3 separate regions of the Homo sapiens genome follow, and all the other regions are linked to region 3. A link is an interaction called in ENCODE POLR2A ChIA-PET data of the cell type or tissue named here. Cell type or tissue: MCF 10A. All regions are shown on one strand.

Region 1 (8,000 bases), 220 kb after region 3:
CACCCAAGCCTGGGCAGCATCAAATTCTAGGTATACTAGGTGAGCACCTACCCTTCTGCCCTGTTTTGATTTCTTTCTGTGCCTTAGTTTTCCCATATATGAAATGGAACTAATCACCCTCAAAACACCCCTGCAAGGTACTAATTACTGTCTTTGAAAGGCTTTGAGATCCTTGCGTGGAAAATAACAGTACTAATAATGGATAATAACACTCTCCTTCTCCAGGGCCTTTCATCCACGGATCTCAAAGCCCTTCACAAACCTTAATTATTCTCACAACACCCCAGCGCAGGAGGCTGATGGTCATTAGCCCTATTTTACTGGTGGGGAAACTGAGAGAAGCCAGGAGACTGGCTTGAGGCCACACAGTAAGTTAGAAATCCTATGAAGGTTGGAACTCACAGCCCCCTGCCACTTGGGAAGAACTCAGACAATGGGGGCTTCCACCCAGCCCGGCAGGGGGCAGGAGCCCAGCAGGGCAGCAGTAGAGCCTCCCAGCCCACCAGGGCCCTTGGAGTGGCTGCAGAGGGGAGACTTGGGAAAACAGGAGGAGGCCCATAAGCATGGGCTTTGCTGGCCTGGCCTGGCGATTTGGGAAGAGAAGTAGCATTTATAGGGTTGTTCCTGAATGTCTTCAGGAAGTAAGTGGGCCTCCTCCAAAAAAGATAGACTACGGACTCATTTGTCCACTGAGCCCTTGATGGGGTTGGCAGCCTGGCATCCCCACCCCCAGGCCTCTATGGCTAGTAGGGCTAATGACCTTCAACCTCCAACATACACCAGATCCCATAAAAGGAACTTTTGTGTTGTGGCCTCCTCCTACCTGTGAGGAAGGGCATAGTGTTCCCATGAGGCAACTTGCTGTTGCCTTCATTGGCCCTAATACAACTGCAGGCCATCTAGGTACTGTTAGCACTAGGTCCTATTAACCATCATTTTAGAGATGGGGAAACTGAGGTACACAGAGGAACACTGACTTGCTCAAGGGTGTGGCTGTGACAAGTCACTGTTCTTCAATGACCTCTCCCCGCCCCCTCCCAACCCCAAGCGAGCAGGTGAGGCTGAATGAGATCATGTCCAGAAGGCCTTTGAAGTGTGTGGAGACTGCAGCTCTGGGGCCTCCCAGCGGAAGATGGAAAGCCTGGGGTCCTGGGCTCAGTGTCATCCCACAGAAGAATGGAGACAGCAGGGTCACCTGGACTGACCGGGGATCACCTGGGGACATGTCCTGCCTCTGAGCTTCTCTGGGGGAGGACCATGCTTCCTGGGACAGAGGGGTGAGCCCATCTCTGTTTGGGGCAGAGAGGCTCTGAGACCAGAGCCGTGTGATGGGACAGCTACTCCCCTTCTGCCAGGCCCAGTGCTCCAAGGGGTTAACCTAGGAGACCTCTGAGGTCCCTGCCAGCTCTGACAGTCCCAAGTCCCTTAACTTAGAGCCACACTCTTCAGAACACTGTCTGTTTTTCATGATTGCCCCTGCATAAGCTTAAAGAATGTTAGAAAGCAGATTCATCCCAGAGACAGTGGCAGGACCTTGAAGATCCAGCAGGGTGTCGGGAGCCCCGGCTCGGGCTCCTGGCCATCTCACAGACATACTGTGTGATCTGCACAAGGGCCTTCCTGCTCCTTGCCTCAGTTTCCCTGTTGGTAAAAACAGCAATGGAGAATACCCATGAAGTAATCCTGAGGGGGCTTGTGAAGCCCAAGGAAAGATATGCAGGGGGTGGCAAGATGAGCTTTTCTTGGCCAGGGAGAGAGCATGCAGGGAACACAGCACTTACAGAATGAAATGGGGGCGGTGCACGTAGCATTTTCTTTTGGGGACAATGCTAAAAGCTCTATTACAGTTTTCCTCACAGCCTGCCCAGCCTTGATAGAAGTAATATCTCATGTCTGTGTAGCCTTTTACCTAAGTGAGCAACAGGCTTTCTCTCCTACGTTATGTCTTTCCATTCCCCTGGACACCTCAGGGAACAGGTATAGTACCCTCAATTTACGGACGGGGAGACTGAGGCTCAGAAAGATGCAGTAATCTGCTGGAGGACACACAGGTAGTAAGGGGCAAACCCAGGCCTCGAAGCCAGCAGGCCCTTTGAGACATGCTTCTCTAGAAAGTTTCACCCCATGGAGTCCTTCCTGGGACCAGTACAAGGCAGGTCCGTCCTAGTGGTTGGGAGTGTGGTCACCACGTGCCTGCGTTGAGGGTCTGGATCACAGAGCCCACTTTCTGGATCCTTTTCCTCCTCTCGAGGGCCCCAGGAGGGTGGGCAAGGTCTCTTGGAATGGGGGGGCCTGGCCCCACGTGCGAGGTGAGGGCAGAGTGGGCGAGGTCCCTTGGGGTGGGAGGCCTGGCCCTCCTGACGGTGAGGGCAGGGTGCGGCCAGCAGTAGTTGGGAGGTGCGGGAGGCTCCTGCTCGCTGGCTGGGCAGGGTGGGGCAGGGCGGGGCAGGCACTGGGAACAGGGTGACCTGGACACCGCGACCTGCGATCATTGAACGAGGCACGCAGCGGTGGTGGTGGAGATAGGGAGACCCTCTGTGCCGGGGGGACCCTCACCAAGGTGGGCACCCTCTGAGCCTCCCGCCCCGCTAGCTTCCCCTTGGCCACCTCTAGGCAGCTTCCAGCAAGGATGTTCCTTCTCCCTCCCAACAGGCCCTCACCTGGAGCCTGCTCGGACCTGCCCTCTCCACAAAGCATGGTAGCAACTCCCTGGGGCAGAAAGTGTCTCTTCTGAAAGCAAGACAAGAGTTTAATGAAGCCCTAAACGCGCACAGTTGAGCCTGAAATTAGGGTGGTGAAGGGAGGGGAAGAAGGCAGTTGAGGACATGGGGGCTTCAGCCCAGCCCTGCCCCAGCTGAGCAAAGCAACCTGCAAGCAAACATTTGCAGAGCCCGAGGGCTTGGTTACAAAACATTTCTGACCTAGAAAGGGGAGAATGCCACGTTCCCTTCCCCCCAGACTCAGGTTTGGGGAGTGGTGTTGGGGTTTGGGGTTAATTTGGAAAGGGGGAACCAACAGGTAAAGAGAGGCCACCTCTGAAGGTGGATGCCTGGGTCTCTGAGGGTGTGGGGGGAAGCATGGGTCTGCCCGGACTGAAGCTGGGCAGGTGGGAACCCTCCCCACCCTGAGAGGGAGGGAAGGAGGGAGGACACTGAGGGCTGCTGGGCTCTAGGTAAGCCAGTCAGACTGCACACACAGGTGTGCCAGGGCTGGGACTCCTGCCCAGGACACCCAGCACCGCTCTACCAGGTGGGCAAAGCTCATTCTGCTCCCCAAAGAGGAAGGGAGTGGCCAGCCCTGAAGGGAGTGGCCAGCCCTGATTGACACAACCAGCTGGGCTCCTGGCTTTAGGGACAAAGCAACTGAGACTTGCTTTTACCAATGGTTGCAGGCATCTGGACAACTGGCAGTGTTGAAGGGAGCACTGGCCTCAGCCCCTCTCTATCCTGTCCCCAGGTCTCCCCAAAATGCTGCTGAGACATTCAAACCGCAGCCTCCTCCTTTACCTGGTAATTGATCCTCTTTTGCCCTGCAACTTGGGTTTGGTCTTAATTTGCCAGGCACTAAAGGCAAGAAGAGACGGGCAGGAGGGCGTGTTATCGCTTGTCTCCGGGCACAGAGGCTGTTGCAACAGAGCTCCTGAGTGCGTGTAAGAGTGCACGCGTGTAGCAGAGGAAGGGAACAGGCTGCACATGGGGTGGAGGATGGGTGCCAGCTTTCCTCCCTTGTGTGTGCCTATGGCAGGGGGAGGGTCACTGGGCTGATTTCTGTCCCTGAGGCAGGAGACCCCAGGACACAAAACAGACCCAGCAAGGCCTCTGTAGCTGCAGCCGGTGCCTGAGCTGCTCAGCCTCCCTGTGCTGACTGACACTGACTGAAGCTGGTCTCATAGCCCAACTCGTAGCTTCTCAGCCAGTCTTGACTGGCACCTGCCTGGCAGCCCATTGACCACTTAGTGGAGATGGTATGACACCCTGGGGGCTAGAAGCTGGTTGTAGGTTCTTTGACTTTAAGGGACTATCTTCTAAAGAGGCCAAAGTAGGCACCTTTGCTGGTGGCTCTGGCAGAGCTGCGGAAGCAGCAGCTCAAGTTCTGCCTTGAAGCTGAGTCCATTTGCTTTCCCCCTTCCCGGGACAGACGCGGAATCCTACCACAGTTATCCCATCACCGAATCAAAGGTATCATGGGGGGTGACGACCAGTGGGCAGGGGGTCAGAAGAGGCCCTGGGATCACTCAGTGCAGACTCCTTCGCCGCCTTCCTCCTCAGCACCCCTACCTCTCTTGGTTTCCTGTGGCTGCTATAACAGAGGACCACAAACTTGGTGGTTTAAAATAACAGACTCTTCCTCTTTCACAGTTCTGGAGGCCAGAAGTCGGAAATCAAGGTGTCGGCAGGGCCTCGCTCCCTCTGGAGGCCCTAGGGAGATCCATTCCTCATCACTTCCAGCTTCTGGAGCTGTCAGCATTCTTTAGCTTGTCCCTGCATCTGTCTCTGCTCTGTCTTTGTGAGGCCTTCTCTGTGTGCGTCATCTCCCTCTACCCCACTCTTATAAGGATACTTCCTGTTGAATTGTGGGTCTGCCCAGATAATCCAAGAATCCAAGATGATCTCCTCCTCTCAAGATTCTTAACCTCCTTACATCTGCAAAGACCCTTTTTCCAAATAAGCTCACATTCACACGTTCCCGGGATCTGGACACAGACCTATCTTTTTGGGAGACCACCATTCAACCTGCTATACCATTCAGTGGTTGGTAGGTTGTGGCTTAGACCCCTCTAGTGATGGGCGGCTCACTACTGCATGAGTTGGCTCCATCTATGTCCAAACAGGTCTAATTATTTTAAAGTTCTTACTTGGGTGGAGCTGAAATTTTGCTCAACAGGAACTTTTACCCACTGGCCTTAGTTCTGGTCTTCAGAGTACATACATCTAAATAAATAAACCCTCCAATCCCACCACCTCTGCCCCTGATTACAAGGCAAAAACAAAATGAGAAAAAGGATGAATGGGCTTAGTTTTGATACCAGGGAAAATGCAGAGACTCCGGTCTCCCTGGTGGCCCTGTCCCTAGGACTTTGTGCCTGTTTCCTCGCCGTAACACCAGAGAGTGGCCGAATCACCGTTTCATGGGATGCTTTTGAGAAATGCATCCTGGAGAGTCCCAATTTGCACTGGTACATTAAAGGCTCTGAGAAGTCCTAAGTAAAGAAATCCACTTAACCCCAATATTTTCCAAACTTATTTGAAAATACAGTGCTTTTATCCACTACCATCTTCTATCACCTTGCAAAACTTCCTCACTCTTTGGGGAAATGCTTTCAGTGATGCCTCGGGGTCTTTTCCAGCTTTCACAATCTGTTTAGGTCAAACCTAATCGTTCATGTGCTCAGATGCCCATCCCTAGCGCTGTTGTTAAGCATTTTGCTGGAGGTAACAAATAATCTGGAAAATTAGAGGCCCCTGCCCCAAGCCACAGACAGCCAGGGTGAGGCTGTGGGCGATGGCCTCCGCCTAGGGGCCCTGGGCCTCTCTAGCTCCTACCTGGCACTACAGGAAGCGGAGGGCCCCTGTGGGAGGAAGCCAGGGAAGTAAGGAGTATTTCTGTTGCTCTGTCCCCTGGAGATCCAGACCTTGTCTCAACTTCAGACTCAGCACTGCTCAGCCATCCTCGTTAGGTAATGCTGTCTCTGAATCAGGTCTTCTGGAAGCTTTATTTGAAGGTCTCAATTAACTTCTACCTTGGCTGTGGGGGGCGGAAACACACACACACACACACACACACACACACACACACACACACACACAATCTCAAAGGAGTTGAAGCTTATGAAGTGGGAGCAAGAAGAATACCTGGACCTCCCAAATGAAAGGTGCTTCTAGTGGGGAGAAAGAAGGATCTGAATGATTTGTCCTAATGGAAGAATGAGAGAGACTGCAGATCACTCACTGATGGAATCGGTGGGGCTGCGAGCTCTGAGAGAGACGGAAACGTTGACAGGAAAGCTGAACTAGGAGAATGGAGTGTCTTGAAAAGGCTACCACGTTTCTCCCCTTGCCCAGCGTGAGATGACATGTGGGCTATTACCCTCTCCTATCATTTTCTGTCTTTAAGACTCCTAGAAGAGGACACTCAGCCTCAGAGGATCAACCTTTATGGAGTGTCTGTTACCCAACAGTTTCATCTGCAGAAACAAGGTTCGCTGTGCCCTGAGATACAGCTGTTTACTGAGTGCCCTGTACCAGATACCATGCTAGCTGCTGACACATATATATTATTTAATCCTTTTAACCTCTAAAATCTTACAGGTGAAGACACCGAGGCTCAGGGAGGAAGCAAAGCGCGGAGCAGGGCCAGATCTGTCTGGCTCCTGACCCCACACCACAGCTTTCGACATTGTTTAGTAACAGCCTCTGCATCCTGAGGGTGCTCTCGCTAGGTGTGACTTGAATCTCTCCTCCCCTCGCCTGCGTTGGATCTGATGGAAGGACTGTGTAAGTAGGTCGGATCTGCTTCTAACCCAGCCTTGAGAGACATCACCTGTCTTCTTGTGCAGGTAAGTCGCCTTCTAGCTACTGGGGTGGGGAATGTTTGCTTTCTGTTAATGAAAAGAAAGAGGTGATAATAAATAAATGCCCAACCCAGTGCAGTAATCAGTGTCCCTAACAATAAGGCCCTGTGTTTGGTCTTGGCTGCGGGTTCTATTCATTGGCTAACGTCACTACTCAGGAGCCCCTGGGCATGTCAACAGGGTAGGGCCCCAGGCACACTTACAGGTGAGCGGACTGAGCCTTTCTGCTGTAAGCTCCCAGAATTCCTCCTGGGAAGTGAAGTTCCTGCAGACCTGCTTCCAGGTGCCCCAGGCCAGAGTGAGGGAGGTGCCTTGGGCTCCCAGGTGCATGGGGCAGTGGAAATGGCACCCTGCGCCTGGCATCAGGAAATGGGGGGTCTTGGCCCAGCTCTGCCTCTGGTGCCCTGGGTGATGTGAGGCAAGGCTGTTTCCCTCTCTGAACCACAGTTCCCACATTTGTATAATGGTGGGGGGTTGCACCAAATACACTCTCAGGTTCCTTCTAGTTCTGACACTACAGGATCCTGTAGACGCAGCTTCTCCCACATCTGCTTTATTCCAGATGCCACAGCACAGGGGCCCCCAGCTGGTAGGTGGAAGACCTCAGAGCTTCAGCAGCCCAAACTCTTTTTTCTGTGAGCTGCTGGACACGCTTTCCTGCCTCAGCTTCCCCAGACCCTTCCTTTCTTCCCCACTTGCATGTGTATGAAATTTCCCACTTTGTGAGACATTTTCAGAAACATTATCCCACTGGAGCCTCACCACAACCCTGTGAGATGGGCAGAGAAAGGAATGTAACACTGTGGGCATCACCCATGTGCCATGCCCCTTCCGGGCTGTTTCAGTGAATCTTCCTATAGCTAGAGAAATCCTTTTGGGAATAAGGCAGAGTATAAATAAACAGACGGTGGGTGGATAGTTAGATAAATACATACATGTGTAATTCTCACCGTGGCCTGGAAATCTTGGTGTTGTTATCATCACCACATCACAAGGAAGGAAAGTGAGGCGCAGAGGGGTTCAGTACCTACCCAGGGTCCCCTGGCTATCAGGTAGCAAAACCAAGATTTGAACCCAGGCCTCTGTGGCCTAAGCTCATGGCCCTTTCTGCTGTGTGCTAAGGACACAATCAACATTCTTTGCTCCAGATGAACTGGGTATATAGAGATGAAGTGACTTTGTCAAGGTTACCGAAGCTCCAACTGGCAGAGCCAGGAATCAAACCCCCATTTTTTGCCTACAAACGTAAGGCTCTTTCTGGAAACATCACAGTTGCCTCAAAAGAAAAACCAGTGGAGTCCCTTCCACCTTCCCTCCCTTTCTTCATTCCTCCCTTGCTTCTGTCTTTCCAGGAACATTCCCTCTCCTCTCACGTGTCCTGAGCAGGATATCGCATGATCTGCTCCTTGGCGCAGATAACAGAGCCACC
Region 2 (8,000 bases), 63 kb after region 3:
CCTCTGGGACACCAGGCAGTCCCTTTTCCCTCTAAACTTCTCCCCTTTCTGCTTTTGTTTCTTTCCATTCCTGTCTGAGGGATGTGCTCATCCGGTGCCACATCCTTCTTCTTCCCTGTGCTGGCATTTCTCTGACTTGGGTGGTGCCACCCTCTTCCTTGGGACAGTGGGCCTCAAGTCTTAGCCTCAGTGAAAGTGCAGGGGGGAAACATGATTTACTGAGAAACACGAAGTACGTCGATTTAGTATGTTTGCAGTGTTGCCCTATTAAATCAGTTTGGGGTATTTATTTATTTAGTTGTTGTTGTTGTTGTTGCTTTAATTTAGCCACAAAAAAATGTATGACATATTACATACTATTCTGCAGCTTGCATTTTTCCTATCCAATATATCATGGCCATTTGTCTGAATGGAAATAATGAATGTATTTTTTAAGTGGCCCTCAGAACCTGAAGGCTGCTATCTTCCTGGTGGCTGTATGGTACTCCACTGGAAGACTTTGCTATAATGTGTTCAGCTCCCCTGTTGTTGATTGAAATTTGTCGTTTACATTTGTGATTTGGTTCTACTCATATGAACTTGTCATTTATTCTCTCCAGTGTTTGTCTTCAGTCCTTCGCCTGCCTAGGAGGCAGAAGTCACTCAGAATATGCCCAATCTCTGTTTCAAGTCTAGAGTTGGGTTGGTGTGTTTGTTGTTCAGGCAATGAGCATGCCTGCAGCTTAACAGTTTCAGAATGTGATGGGAGCGAACTTAAGGGCTCGCCTTGCTCCAGAGTGACCCTGATCCCAAGTTGGTTCCTAATGAAATGAGGAAACATCCAGAAAAGCAAGTTGTCCTGAGTTAGCCCCAGACTGTATTGAGAAGCAGTCTTGGTCTTGTTGGGAAAGGGAGGTGCTGATGTGAGCCTGGGGCCCCATCGAATGGCCGGAAGCTCTGTGGTGGACCTTACATATTCTCATGCTCAGCACTTGCCGGATGGCCCAGAAGTTGTGAACCCTTCCCTGCCCTCTCCTCTAAGACTCTAAATGCCTACACAGGGTTCTGTGGAAGTGTTATTTTTGGAGAGTACTAGGAATCCTGAGAGTTAAGAGTGTCTTGAACTGAATCCTTACACCAAGAGGCCTAGATTGATGGAGAGCCCAACCAGAGAATTCAAGATAATCTCCTCATGTCGGGGTCCTTAACCTTTATCACATCTCACCGAAGTCCCATTTGCCATACAGGGTAAAACAGTCATAGCTTCCAGAAGTGAAGCTATGAATATTCAACATGTGATTCCACGTGAGTCTGAGCGAAACTACTTTCGGCCCATTGATGCCATGGATGCAGTATTGATACCTTCACATGCTGCAGGGGCAGGAGATAATAGCTATGGGCCAGCCATACAACTTTTCTCATAAGTCATGTTTGCATTCCCCTTTGTGCTATTAATACTGCTCTATTAGTACATGTTTAGTGTTTTGGTTTTGAAGCCTTAAGAAAACAGTAGCAATCCAAATTCTCAAGCAACCAAGAAAGTGGTTTCCAAAAAAGTTATTAGGCCAACCTCAATTATATTTGGCCAATTAAATTGGCATTGTCCTTGTCTACAGTTCCCAGAACCCCTTCTCTTCCTGACTAAATCTTTCCCTTTCTGTTGTGTCTTGTGTCACTGGTTTAAAGAAAGCAAACACATCCATCTTCTGGAGTTATCAGGCGCCTCAGTACAGGTTCCCCTGAGTTCTAGGCAGCCTGGACCATGAGGCACCCTGGCCCTGCTTCCCCGCAGGCCCGCCCCGCACTCTGTCTGGGGAAGTGTGGGCCCTTGTTACTATTGTGGCTGTTTTGAATCATCTATTTTAGAGAATTGGCTAAAAATAGTATTTAAATTAGTGGATATTTTTTAAAAGTAAAAGATGCAGGTAAATAAATTATGTTATTTAGAAATAGATTCCTAGTTTTGCACAGATGGATATTAACAGAACTGAACTCCCACTTCCCTGTTATTAAGTAAACAGGATATTTAGTAAGATCAAATGTTTTTGAAATGATAGCAATCTACTGAATATATCTTATTTTTGTTAAAACACTAACCACACTTATAGCCTCCTCAATTCCCTCTTCCCAGTCTGCTCCAGAAAATGGTTCCTCCTGCTTTCCAGCTGGTTTGGGGAGCACACTGCAGAGGGGGACAGTGCCCCCATCCAGTGTCTGTGTCCTGCTCCCCATGCTCACCTTTGTGGACATTTCCTGGGGCAGTAGCTGGCACCAGGGCCAGGCACCCGGGCTTGGCACCTGAGCTGCATCAGCAGAATGGGGAGGAGAGAGGGTCCTTACAAGCAAGCACCTGCCTACAGCCCCTTAAACTGGCTCTGCCCTTCTTCCCTTCATTGTTCACCGCCTTGACTTGATCGTACTCTCTGCTTATTGGGCAGCTGTGGTGGGAGTGAGAGTAGAGGTCTCCAGAGGGGACAGGAAGATCAATGGGCAACTGGAATGACACCAATAACTCGGCTCTTCAAGGTAGAACTGGGGCCAGGCTGAATGTTGCCAAAATTAGAAGAGCAGCAACTTTACCTATTAACTGAGGTCTTTAACTTCTGAGGATAGAAGATTCCTTCTGTATGGTTGAAACAGCATTTCTCAGGGGTGGGGCAGTCAGGTAGTCTGTCCTTTTAGTCCATATCAGAACCAGCTATGAGCTTTTTTCCTTCTTTTCAAATAACACATTTCTCCACCCTGAGATTCCAATATGCTATGCTAGAACAAGGGTGGGAGAAAAGGTATGTCTCCTCCCACCCCTTCCTCTCTCCCCAAGAGAAATCTCTGAAGGGAGGTCACACTACTTTGGTGTTCAGGGACAGATACACTTCTACTCACTGCTTGTATATGCAACAGATGATGTTGAAGAAGAGGCTATTTCCCACATTAACCAAAGTGGCACATGACTCCATGTGAACCAAACCAAAACAACAAAAATACTTACCTTCAAACAGTTTAATTTACCCAGTTAATCACAAAAGATTAAAAAATTGCTAAATCAGAAATTCTCTACCTGTAACTGATGTTTTCATTGATGATGAATATTAGAAACATTAACTATATCACATACTCCCTGAGGACATAGAGTGGTGACTTGCAAATGTTTTGGTTTGGAATTGTGGCACCTTATTGTTGTCCCTAAATGGTTTACATATTGCACACATTTTTAATTTAAAAACAAGAAACAAAACAACCACTTTAATTTCACGCAAGCCCTTTTGTGATAACTGCAGACATGAGTGTCATAGAGCCAGACCCCTGACTTGCTGCCAGTAAAATGAATGTGTCTTTAAAATTTTTGCAAACAAATTTAGTCTTAACTCTTCTCTGGCTTACTAAATTGTGGGATGCTTCGTACTTCAGTTTGCGGTACTTGAGCTTTAGAAGCGTGCCTGAATGGTGCTCAAGACACTGCTGTGGGCCTCTGCTGACAATGCAAGCTCTCACAAAACTGAACGTTTGGCCCATTTACCATAAAGAAGCAAACAGTCCCCATCCTAAGGACAGGCCTAGCCTAAGGTTAACAGTAAGAGCAACATTTTGTTGCTTCATTTTCCTATTAAGCTCTGGGTTGCTGATTGAAGCAGAATTCCAATGTTTTGACACACCACCACATTGTTAGCACGATAGGGAGGATTTGATTATGGGAGAACAAGTCCAAAAACGGTAAATTGACAAAAAAAAAAAAAAAAAAAAAAATCTGGGGCCCTGTTTCTCAAGGCAGCTTTTGTGGTTGCATTCCTTTATTTGATGTGGTTCTTTCCTTCTCCTGTGCCAAACGGTGCAATGTGGAAAAATGATGAAGTTGCAAAAAAAGGAGAGTGGATAGGGAGTGAACTGTTTAGTAACAAGAGAAAGAAAACAGAGCTTAGGGATCAAAGACAAAAATACCTGTTTCTCCAAGTAGGAAGAAGAAAATTAACTCAGGGGTTCTTTCCTGAAGCCTGGATAAAGGCTGAGCCCTGCTCTCAGCTGGTGCTGCTTAGGCCAACCCGGGCTGATCGCAGTAGAGACAGGGCAGCCACAAGCTGTCTGTAGGTGAGAAGAGCAGCAGCTAGAGAAAGGGCAAGGCTGAGTGCTATGGGTTCCCAAAGACAGTCGGGCTAACAAGGGTGGGCGCCAGGGAGGAAGGATGGAGAGCAAAGGCTGCCTTCAGCATCAGACTGAACACGGTTAACACCAGCCAGCCCTGCAGGCATCAGAATCCAGAGGAGGAAGCATCAGAATCGAAAGGAGGAAGAGGCTTCCATGCAGGAACAGGATTTTATTTATTTACAATTTGAAGGCTGGATAGCTTCTCTATTGTGTGGTTTATGACATTTTCTGAGTGTTAAAATTATCTCTTTTTGCACTGTGAAAAGAGCATATATGATTCATGTTAATATTTCTGAGGATCAGTCACCAACTAACAGCTAGTATTTTGGGTGGGAGGAAGGCTTTTGTAGGCAGCTTTTTCACCTAACATAGAAGTTAAAAAGCACCAGAATATGCCTCAAGCTTCGTTCAAAATCATATAAATAGCTCCCTCTTGCACAGTTACAATCTAGTATGGTTGTGAGAACTCCCACAGTCCACGAGTTGCCTAATGCTCACCTCACCCTTGCCTGAAAAAAGCTAATTCCTGTGGTTTACCTGCTGATGGAATATAGCTTCTAAGAAGTTTGACCAAAGGGCCTCTTTTCATTTTTGCTAATAACCTATTCTAGGGGGGTGGGGTTTGCCTATATTTCTTCCTGGATACTTTTCGTACTTTCAGCATCTGTAGAACTGTCAAATATTTCTATAATCCTAGATCAAGAGTCAGCAAACTAAAACCTCCTGGCCAAATCCAGCCCACAGCTAAGAATGACTTTTACATTTTTTAAATGGTTAGAAAAATATTTAAATAATAATGTTTCATGACTCGTAAAAATTACATGAAACTTGAATTTTAGTATCCATAAACAAAATGTTGTTGGAACACAGCCGTGCTCATTCATTTACATATTATCTGCGGCTGCCTTTGCACTTCAGCAGGAGAGCTAAGTAGCTGCAATACAGGCATTATGGATGCAAAGATGACAATATTTACTACCTGGCCTTTTACTGAAAAAGTTTGCCAATCCCTTTCCAAGACCGTTAAACTCTTCTTTTCCATAATGACTATTTCCATAAAGATATATACATTTATTGGCTTTTAATGTTCATTTAGAAATTTGACTTCCATCTCTTTTTTATATTCATTGGACTTTAATACTACAAATATTTTTTAAGTGTCTAATATGCTTGGCATTATTCTTGCTAAGAATAATGAGGTTATAAAAGTGAACAAAACAGAGGCAGATCCTCATTCTGGAGGAGATTATATTCTAGTGAGGAGTCATGGGGGGAGATGATGAGTGAATACGTGTAGAATGTCTTATGCCACGGAGAAAACGACAACACAGAAGACCAAGTACCAGAGATGGAAGGGGCTTATCTTAAATAGATGGTTCAGGAAGCCTCACTCAGAAGCTGACATTTGAGTAAGACCTGAAGCAGGTGAAGAAGCCCGCCCCGCAAATGGCTGGGAAGAGTTCCAGGCAGAGAGAACAGCAGGAGAACTGGGCCAGTGCCCTGAGGTGAAATTGCCCCAGCTTATCCAGGGAGGTTTTAGCCCCAGTGAGAAGTTCAGTAGGTTCTGAGCCCTGCTCTCAGTGGGCGCCTCTTAGGCCAACCAGGCCAATTGACTATGGGGTGTGAGAGAAAGGAGTCAGCAATGACAGAGGTTTTTGGTCTGGGAACCAAGAGATAGAAGCTGCCATTTTCTGAGATGAGGTGGATATGGGAGTAGGTTTTGGGGGCAGGGTTGCTTGTGAGCAGGTTGAGTTACAAGTTCTGAGTTCAAGAAAGGCCTGAGCCAGACAGATAACATTTAGAATTTGTTAGTTTAAAGGAGAAATTTCAGCAGTGAACCTGGCTGAGATTCAATCTCAAAGCCCAGATTTTTTTTTTTAATCTCCAGAACATCTCTCACTTTACAACTAAACAGAACTTTTTATTTTTTTAACCTCACGTTTTCTTTCCTTTGCAGTTCACCATTGGCATCGCATCAGGATCTATCCCTGTTCTTGCTTCCTCTCTAGGTAGATACCCCTCACCAGTAGGCACCCTGGGCAGCCTGAAATATGAAATATGCCTTTCTCAATGGGCAAAAAGCTGCTCGGTGTGGTGCAGGACGCATGGTCTGCTGTCCACATTGAGAACCTGGCCTCGGATCCATTGCCCTGCCTTGTTAAGTAGTGTCTGTGTCCTCGTTACTTCCAGCCTCAGTTTTGATTTGACTGCTTCCTTGCCTTGCCTTCTGTTTACCTGAATATAACCACACTCATTTTACCCATGTGTACATCTGGCAGAAACCACCTTTTTTCTGGTAGTTTCAATAAATGTCTTATCTCCCATACTAGGCCTTAAGAGCAGACCTGTGTTTTCCTTACCTTCCTGTTGTCCACAGTGCCTTTCAAGTAGTCAGTGATCCCATGCCACGGGGATGGGAGGCACATTTGCATTGACCACACCCCTTCCCATTCCAGCCCTGGCCGTGCATCATTGCATGAGGTCTAGAGCAGTATTTTTTCAAACTGTGGTGTGAGGACCACCTGCATCCACTAAGGAACAGGTTAGCATGCACATTCCCAGGTCTCACCTCCGACCTGCTGAATAAACCTAGTAAATTGCCTTCTTTGGGGTGGGATCTGGGTATCTGAGTTTTTAACAAGCCCTCCCACCCCCTCCAGATTATTCTTAAGCAAATATGAAAACTCCAGGTACAGAGAAAGATTACAATTCCAGTTTCACTGTTTCCAGCTTGGACAAATCATCCATCTCAAGCCTCAGGTTTCTTTCTTCTCTCTACAATGAGTATGTTGACACTTGCTACCTGTTTTGTAAAGGTGTTGTAAAAACTCAAGCAAGGAGCACTTTGGAAACCTGTGCTAATCTCATCTTCTGGTATCTTTTCATTTTCATGTGGAGGTCAAGCTTTAGCTACCTACAGATTGACTTCTTGAACACAGAGACCAGTGATGTGCACGTGAAGTTACCTAGTGCTATTTATGTGCCTGAACTTTTAGTAAATACCAGGTAATAGAAATCAGGTAGATACCCTTCTGTGTCCTGGAAAGGCAGAAGGCTTTTTTCTTGTTCTCTACATCTTTCTTGGACCATCATTAAAACATGTGTGCAGTGAGAAAGAAGGAGTTAGAAAAATGTTTGTAGGTTAGTCTAGGATAACTATTGTATGCACTGTTTTTTTTTCCAGGGAAAATATTTTAAAGGTAATTCATAGGAAAAGTGATCTGTACCTATTTAAGAGCAGTAAAGCCATTCATTGGAGTTTTATAACAAACTCATAGTAAATTCACTCACTCCTGACCTCTGGCTTTTGAAAATAGTTTCACTTCTTAAAGAAACTGTAATGCAATCAACAGCAGGTAGTAGGCCTGGAATCAAGATGCAACAAGAGAAAAAAAAAACTTTTCTTCCCCTTACCCTTTTCGTGTCTTGAGTGACTGGGCATCATTACAAGTAGTTCATACCAACTCTTAGTAGAACAACATCTGCTAAGTCTGTTATTGTTTTGGGGGGCTTACTTAAAATACTTTTCCACATGCTAAGAAAATCCTGATGGTGGACATCTGTTAAGATTACTGCCCTCTTAAAGGCTTGTTTGAGATGTTAACAAACTTACAAAACACATTTCTGAACAAAGACTTGGTTAGGGTTCATGCCATTAGACATACTCTGTTTGCAATTACAATAGTCTCATCTTTCATATTTTTTAAATGTAAAGTTCTTTGCTTGCATTCCACCTTCTTTCTACTGGAAAGTGTCCATCAAGTCCTCTGGCCCTGAACTAATCACTTCAGTTCAGGTACCAAAATAAGTTTAATAAATATTCCTGGAAACACCCTCAAGGACTTGGCCAGCCCAGGCATCTACTAAAACACCCAAGTCAC
Region 3 (8,000 bases):
CTGAGTAGCTGGGATTACAGGCATGCGCCACCATGCCCAGCTAATTTTTATATTTTTAGTAGAGAGGGGTTTCACCATGTTGGCCAGGATGGTCTCAACCTCCTGACCTCGTGATCTGCCAGCCTCGGCCTCCCAAAGTCCTGGGATTACAGGCATGAGCTACCGTGCCCAGCCAACAAATTATTTAAGGACCTGATCTGTGGGGTCAGGCAGGCCTGGGTTCTAATCTCTGATATCCCACCTACTAATGATATAATCATGAGTAGTTATCCAAGCATGCAAGCTGAGCTTTTCTTCTATGTGTCAGAAATAACATGAAAACTATTTAAAAAACTGGAATGATATTGATCACAAATATAATAAAAAGTTAACAGCATTTCTATTTAAATTGATCAGAAGACTTAAAATCTCAATAGGTAAAAGAGCAATGTTGTTCAGTTTACAGAAGAAGAAATGAAACAACTAATGAACATAGAACAATGTTCACCCTCACCTAATAATAAAAAAACTCAAAAATAAAAACAACAAAATGTTTATATCAGGTTTAAATCAGCAAGATAGTAAAACTGTACCAATAAACTCTAAATGAAGAGGGCTACATAGGGAGAAAAGACAGATCCAAAGGGAAAACAAAAATGACCACTTGAATAACTACATCAACACAAGAAAGTTAAAAAGTACTGAAATACACACTGTTGTAGTAATAAGGTAGCTCCTCAGTTTATGCCTCATGGCGGCCCTAAAACTACCAGCAGCAAAAGTGGTTTCAGAGTGGGACTATCTGCCACCATGCTAAATCTCAGTACCAGTATGAGCTCCTTGGAATGTTCATCTGTTAGGATTGGCAATATCCATGCTTGAATTTGTATTCTCCATTTCTTGGACCATTCTGCTGTTTGTCTCTTTCATTGTTTGGAAGTCAAATTCCTTCTTTCAGCATTATAATAAGGCTATGTAATATAGCTTGAGACTTCTACTACACTTGTTAATCTTACTTATCTAATGCAGCTTTTGCCTGCATTATTGTTAATTATTGCGTGATTTACACTTTGAATTTTTACACAGGAATTGTGGGAGGTTTTCTAAATTGAAAAGAGATTTTAAGTTGGCAGAGTAGGAAATTTTTGTTCATTCTCATTAATGCCTTTGCCCTTTCTTTCTCTGTCTGAAGTTATCGCCAGTGGTTTAAGCTGTCTGGCGGCCTTGATTCTGCTTTAATGCATGTCTGGAAATTTTACTGGTATGAAAAGCATTTTTTGGAACTTTAACATCATCAACAAGTTCTCTTTTCACTTAAATGGCTAAAGGATAAAACATTTTATCTCAAATTCCTGCATTCTGAGGGAATTCACTTATTTCAATTTCAGGAGTTTCTGTTTGTTTCTAAAGAACTAGTGTAATATGTCATTATTCATTCATTCAACCAACAACATTTATTTGAGTGCCTATGACATGTCAGACAGTCTACTGACACTTTTTAAGTCAGGATGGGAGGTTATGGAATAAGATTGAAGATGTCCGACACTCAAGAAGAGTAGAGTCTACTGGCAGAGTCAGGCACAGAAGTAACTAACTTGGACAGCATGATGAATTTTGTAATAGAGGTGTGCACGTAGAACCATAGCAGCCCAGTGGAAAGAGCTGTGAGCTCTGTCTGCTATGGAGTCCAAGAAGGACTCAAAGAAAGGGTGACATCTGAATAAGACATTGAAGAAAGAATACAAGTTTTCCAGGAGGTAAAGGAGAGAATGGTCATTCCAGACAGAAGGGACATGTGAACTAGGCATGAATGCAAGAGGGTGCCTGGCATTTTTAGGGCACTGTGAGTAGACCAATATGGATGTTTCTAAAATCGCCAGAATTGGCCGGATGCAGTGGCTCACACCTGCAATGCCAGCACTTTGGGAGGCCAAGGTGGGTGGATCAGCTGAGGTCAGGAGTTCGAGACCAGCCTGGCCAACATGGCAAAACCCCATCTCTACTAAAAATACAAAAATTAGCTGGGCGTGGTGGCAAGCACCTGTAATCCCAGCGACTCAGGAGGCTAAGGCAGGAGAATTGCTTGAATCAGGAGGCAGAGGTTGTGAGTCGAGATTGCACCACTATACTCCAGCCTGGGCGACAGAGCAAAACTCCATCCCCGCCGGGAAAAAAAAAAAAAAATTGCCAGAATTTAGTTAGGTAAAAGGTAATAATCTGGAAGGGTTTTACATCCTGAAAGAAACCCAGAAAATGATTGGGTTTTTGTTTGTTTGTTTGTTTGAAGAGAAAGAGTCTAATTCTGTCACCCAGGCTAGAGTGCAATGGGCCAATCATAGCTCACTGTAACCACAAACTCCTGGGCTCAAGTGATCCTCCTCCATGAGCCTTCCAAGTAGCTGGGACTACAGGTATGCACCACCATGCCCAGCTAAGTATTTTTATTTTTGTAGAGTTGGGGCCTCACTAAGTTGCTCAGGCCAGTCTTGAACTCCTGGCCTCAGGGGATCCTCCCACCTCAGTCTGCCAAAAACCTGGGATTCCAGGACTAGCCACTGCGCCTGGCCATGATTGGTTTTTAGTATATTCTTTTTAGCTGGGCCCGTGCATGGAGCTTAGTGTATGGTTATGTGATAGCTAATCCTCCTCGGGCTCCTCAGACACCTATCCAGGTATGTATTAATTTATCTTATCATACATTGTGTTGAGAACATTTTCTTCTGTTCAGTCAGCCACAGCATTAGGCTACAGAGGCAGTAATTTAAGGGAGCCCCCAGAAGTGCACGTATGCACAGTCACCACCCACACATTCACATACTTGTGCAATGCACACGATCACACAAATATGGCTTTTTTTGTATTATCTCTCATTATTCCTAATAAAAAGTTGAACCCATGGGCGGTACTTCCTAAATATTTAATGTTTTTTTTTTTAGCACTAGCATCTAGCATGTGCAAATACTGCATACACATGGATCCAGAAAACTAAATTAAATGAACATAGAAAGGAACATATAAATTGTTTTTTTTTTTTTTTTTTAAATAAAGAGTAGGTAGGTGGGATGAAATAGTGAGTGTGGGCAAATGGGCAAAGGATGCAGTCTGGTAGGTGTTAGAGACAATGGATTCCTGGGAGAGTGTGGAAAGTACAGAAATTTGTAATCTGTATAAGAGTTGTCAGAAAGTACATGGAAGATTTCTACTATCTATGCTTTTAAAAAATATTTAGAATCATTTATTCAAATTTTCTGGAGACTACCGCAGAGTTAAACCATGAGGCGAGGTTCTCTGTGAATTTATTAATGATTAATCATGATGGTCCCAAGTTTCCCAATTGTGCAGAGCCAGCTTTCCAACAGATTCCCTTTACAGGAAAGATGCATAACTGGGAAATTGCATAAACCAGCCAGACGTCTTCAGGGAATTATGGGTAGGCAGTTTTCTTTTTAAGTGGCTTATAAAGCATTTGAAGAATGCCATTGTGGAGCAGAGAGCACATGCCCAACCATTGCCTTTTTTTGGGAAGTTGGCACATTCTTGTTTTGAGTTGCTTGTACCAACGGGCTTCACTGTGTCTCCTAGGGTTCCTGGGGGGCTCCAGGAGTCTAGGTGCTGGGGTCAACCAGTGACTCACTCAGAGCTTGAGCCAGTTTCCAGTCAGATGACTCCAGGGAATGGGAATGGGGATGGGAGCAAGAGTTGGGTTGGGGGTAGGTAGAAAGTAGAAATTAGAGATAGGCCTTCAAGGAAATTCCAGTTTGCTTTCCCCATTTTCAGAGTCTCTGGTTTGGCTCAAACTCCCAAAGTGTCTCAAAGACCCTTCTTCCTTTTATTCTGGAGCTACTTAGAACCCAAACTCTTCCCCTTTTCAAGCAAGGGTTAGCCAGAACTGTCTATCAGACCTGTCCAGCATCTTACCCTGAAACCCCTTGGGCAATGCTGAGGCCCTGCATTCCTAATACAAAAGGGAGCGCAAATGGGTGGGTGTGTCCTTTTTGGCTCTTGTTCCCCTCCACTTTGCTCTTTTGCGGTCAAAAAGTCTTGCACAGCAGTTACTTAATGCCAAGCTGGCCCAGCTGCAGCTAATTTAATCACTCATCTGTTGAGTGAGGTACTATTTTCATTTTGCACTTGGGGTAAACTGAGGGCAGAGATCTTTAATTATTTTATTTAGCACCAGAAATGGACTCTGATAGATATAGGATGAAACATTTGGACACTCTTTTGTTTGCTTTCCATTTGAAACATGATTCACTATATTATATACTGCTTCCTGTGCCCTAAATTAGTATAAATTTAAATTTTAGCTACTGCAACCTTCTCTTCAAACTAACTACTAATTCCTAGAATAAATACTAGTGATTTCAAATGAAACCTTTTCAATTAATGAGCAAGTGGCAAGGAGTTGTAATTGTTTAAATAAAAATTATTTAGAAACTTGAAATACCGTATTTTGTCTTTTTAAAAATACCAGTGGGTGTTTAGGCCCACGTAAAGAGAGTACATTGCTAGGCCCTGCAGCGCATACCTCACACCGGGACAGTAAAGACAAAGGGCACCTGAAATGTACATGGCTCTCTTCAGGATGCTTTGAGAAACCAGAACTTAAGTAACGGTTAAAGTAGAGACTCCAAAGTCAGACAGACCTGGATGTGAATCCAGCCTCCAATACTAAGTAGCTGGGTATTCTCTTAGCCTCCTTTTTGTCACCTTTTACCCAGGCATGAGGATAGTATCCACTTCACAGTTTTGAGGATTAATTGAATTAAAACATGTGTAATGAGACTACTGTCTGGCATACACTACTCTATGGAGTCAGTGCCCAGCGAATGATAGCTCTTCCTAGCTCAGCCAACCCTGCACCGGGCTTCTTCCTAAGTGCTGTTATGCACATAATCTCATTTCATTTCCCTACCAACCAGCCAGGTAATGCTCTTCCTCGCACACTAGAGCAGTGTTAGTTGAACATTTGAATTTTTAAGCATCTTGACTGAATATGACACTGCATTGGTGACATTTTGATAGCTGTCACTGCATGGTTTAGTTCCAGCATCTTTCAGCACATTCAGAAGCATCAACCTTTACATGTTGGGGCTTCTCCAACAGCAATTATAGCCACAAGTGGAGAAAAGCTATACATGTTCTCATAAAATATCATCGAGATTTGTGTCATAGGCCTCTAGTGACAAAGACATGTTTAACTGCTAGATGTCAGTTTTTTTCCCCCTTTCAGATAAAATTAAACTGTGGAGTTACCATTTAATCCACAAGTGTAAGAATAAATTGGTTTTTTAGTCCCAATTCTGTAGAAAATCAAAACTAGTACCAAATATTTTTATTTATAAACATTTTTATTGTGGGTGTAGGCATATCTGTGTGTAGACAGATAGAATGAGGTGCCCCCCGAAAAAAGACGGTGGTGTCATCTTTTGTGGCCAGCCTAGTGAAATCCTCACTCTCCTCAGATGCCTCCCAGCCGGCAGCCACCCTGCTTCCCCCATGACCTTCTTCTGAGTGTGAAGCTCTGGGTGCCAGCGCTTCTTCCAGCCAAGTCAGCAGGTGGGCCAGGATCAGCTTGAGAATTAGTTTTCTTAACAGCCCCAACTGGCCACTCTCAGAATAATTCTGTTAAATGTGACCTCTTGTGTTATGTGGAGTAAGTCAGTAGCTGGCTATCAGGGAGACTTTAGAGACCCAGAGAGCTTTATGCCTAAGGGGAGAAAAAGAACATTTTTCTTGTCTTGAGGCAGGTCACAGAAAATGTACACATGGTGCTGGGGACAAAGGTCTAGGAGAAAAGCAAAAGGCAGTCACCCCTGCCAGATATCTAATAGAATGCCAGAGTTAGACATGAATGCCATAAGAATAATGAAAAACTGAGAGCCATGGGCCTTAGGAAGAGAAAATGGAGTAAATCGGATGATAGAGCAAGAGAAGTTGTGAACCCAGCCAGAAAGAAAGGTAAGGGTGAGGCAATCTGTCCCCATCTTAACACAATGTACTCCTAAGGGTGAGACTTGTGTAAGATCGGCTGGGCTGATGGAGCTGGGTCAGAGGCCTCAGAATTGGACTCACGTGGCCCAAGGCTCTAAGGTAATGTGATCTATCGTCATGGAGATGAGAATTGAGGCCATCCACCCCTTGTGGGTGTTTTCCTCAGGGCACTGCCCATTGCACATTGCTAGATCATTTCCATCTGGCTTCATCTCTAGGCCCACTGCTATGCACCTCTTAGAAACTATCAGGTGGTACTGAAAACTGAAGATGAATTTTCTCATGGAGTTCTCTTCTTAGAAACTCCTAGACTCAGTGACTGATTGCAAAAGGCACATCTGGCACAAGAAAACAGACTCCTACAACTTGTTGCACTTAACATCTTGATACCAAGGATCATAGGGATGGAAAGACAGTGCTAATCCCCATAAACGTGTGGTGTCTGGTCACTTCTGTGCATTCCGTGCAGTCAATAAAATACAGTGTTGATGGAACCCAGTGCAGGTGGAGTAGAGCAGTTCCACATGTGCAATTGGTATTTGCTCTTCTTCCCTTCAGTGTGTTTTTTGTTGTGTCAAACACAACCGAATGAGAGTTGCCCCTACACCCCCACGTGGAGTTAGAGGAGTGCGTCCTGGCCTGGAATAGGTCTCTCTTTCTGGGCCACTCTGTGGGCTGTCTGAGCAGTGGAAGCATAAATATAAACCTCGGGCACATAAGGACACACACAGGCCGCAGAGCCTGTCAAGGGCTCTGTCATGTTCCGAGTGAACAGATGTTTATCCCACAACATTTTTTTTTTCCTTCTTGGAGTTTGTCCAATGCATTAAAAAAAAAACTAAACTGTTTACACTAATTATTCCCTTTTGCTGCCTTTGCTTGTTTTGTTTTGCTCTTTTCTTTTTCCCATACATTAAGAGCTATTCGTGTGAGGAAATTCTGCCCAGCTGCTTTCTGGAACAGATACTTCCATAGCTTAAACCAGGAACCCTTTGTTCTTGGATCTGAGTGGAGCTCAGATTGCCTTGTCACATGTATCTTGGCGCTTCTTCCCTGAAGTTTATAGGCTTTTAAAAATCCATTTCCTTTTTACCCCAAAGATAATCAGCTTCCATAACTTTTCTTAAAGTAAATAACTCCAGATCCCTTCATGGTTTCAGATTTTCCCGTATGCTTCAGTCAGGATTTTATTCAGCAATCATTTATTAAGTACATTCTTAAGTTTGGTGAGTACCATACCACTGTACTAGGTATCAAAAGAGAAACCCTTTCCCCTTTTATTGGTTTGTTCATGTTTTCACTTATTTTTTCATTTCCTTCATTCAAGAAATATTTGTTTAGCTCCTACTGTGTCCCAGGTACGGTTCTGGGTGCAGAGGAATCAGTGATAAGCAAAAACAGACATCGTCTTTGCCTTCAAGGAATTGCCAGTGTACTGCGGGAGAAAGACGTAAAGAATTAATTGCAATTCAGGGTGATACATACTATAATAGTAGGGTGTTCAAGTTTCTTTGAGGAATGTGAAGGGTGTAATTGGCTCTGCCTCAGGCATCAAAAATAACTTTACAGATTACTGGACATGTGAGAGGATTCTACAGAGAGAGGACAGCACATACAGAGGTGAGGAGGTATAAAGTATGGTTGGTTCGGGGAGCTTGATATCTGAATGCAAAAACAGCAGATGCAAGAGGTGAAGCTGGAAAACTAAGTTGGGTAGCCAAGTTGTTAAGGTCATTTTGCATGCCAAGTTTAAAAATCTGGAGTATGTCTTAGAGAAAATGGTGGGGGAAGGGGCACTGAAGCTTTTTTTTTTTTTCCTTGCTTTTTTTTTTTTTTTTTTTTTTTGAGACAGAGCCTTGCTCTGTCACCCAGGCTGGAGTGCAGTGGTATGATATTGTGTCACTGCAACCTCCGCTTCCTGGGTTCAAGGGATTCTCCTGCCTCAGCCTCCTGAGTAGCTGGGATTACAGGCATGTGCCACCACACCCAGTTAATTTTTGTATCTTTAGTAGAGATGGGGTTTCACC

What was found. Peaks named below come from ENCODE experiments on the same cell type or tissue, not always from the same donor. Only the 100,000 strongest peaks of a DNase experiment are listed, where the experiment ranks them.
Region 1: POLR2A ChIA-PET joins it to region 3 with 13 read pairs; 3 of 35 experiments call an interaction of 5 or more read pairs at or near these places.
Region 2: POLR2A ChIA-PET joins it to region 3 with 24 read pairs; 7 of 35 experiments call an interaction of 5 or more read pairs at or near these places.

The regions. Positions count from the first base shown.
Region 1 is chr2:28,374,881-28,382,880 of GRCh38, forward strand. It overlaps LOC105374383 (a long non-coding RNA gene), which reads left to right and starts at 2,475. Exons shown (of 3, transcript XR_939876.3): 1 at 2,475-2,560; 2 at 6,309-6,556. RefSeq lists enhancers at 5,031-5,531, 5,532-6,032. In MCF 10A, no CTCF peak of the experiment used is centred here; DNase peaks (open chromatin) are centred at 2,691, 3,271 and 3,591.
Region 2 is chr2:28,221,152-28,229,151 of GRCh38, forward strand. The region is part of intron 7 of BABAM2 (BRISC and BRCA1 A complex member 2); the gene reads left to right. Among named protein-coding and RNA genes, the nearest start is that of BABAM2-AS2, 85 kb to the right of the region's middle. In MCF 10A, a CTCF peak has its summit at 7,435; a DNase peak (open chromatin) is centred at 3,640.
Region 3 is chr2:28,157,735-28,165,734 of GRCh38, forward strand. All of the region lies in intron 7 of BABAM2 (BRISC and BRCA1 A complex member 2), which reads left to right. All of the region lies in intron 1 of LOC100505736 (a long non-coding RNA gene), which reads right to left. Among named protein-coding and RNA genes, the nearest start is that of BABAM2-AS2, 150 kb to the right of the region's middle. In MCF 10A, no CTCF peak of the experiment used is centred here; DNase peaks (open chromatin) are centred at 3,407 and 3,967.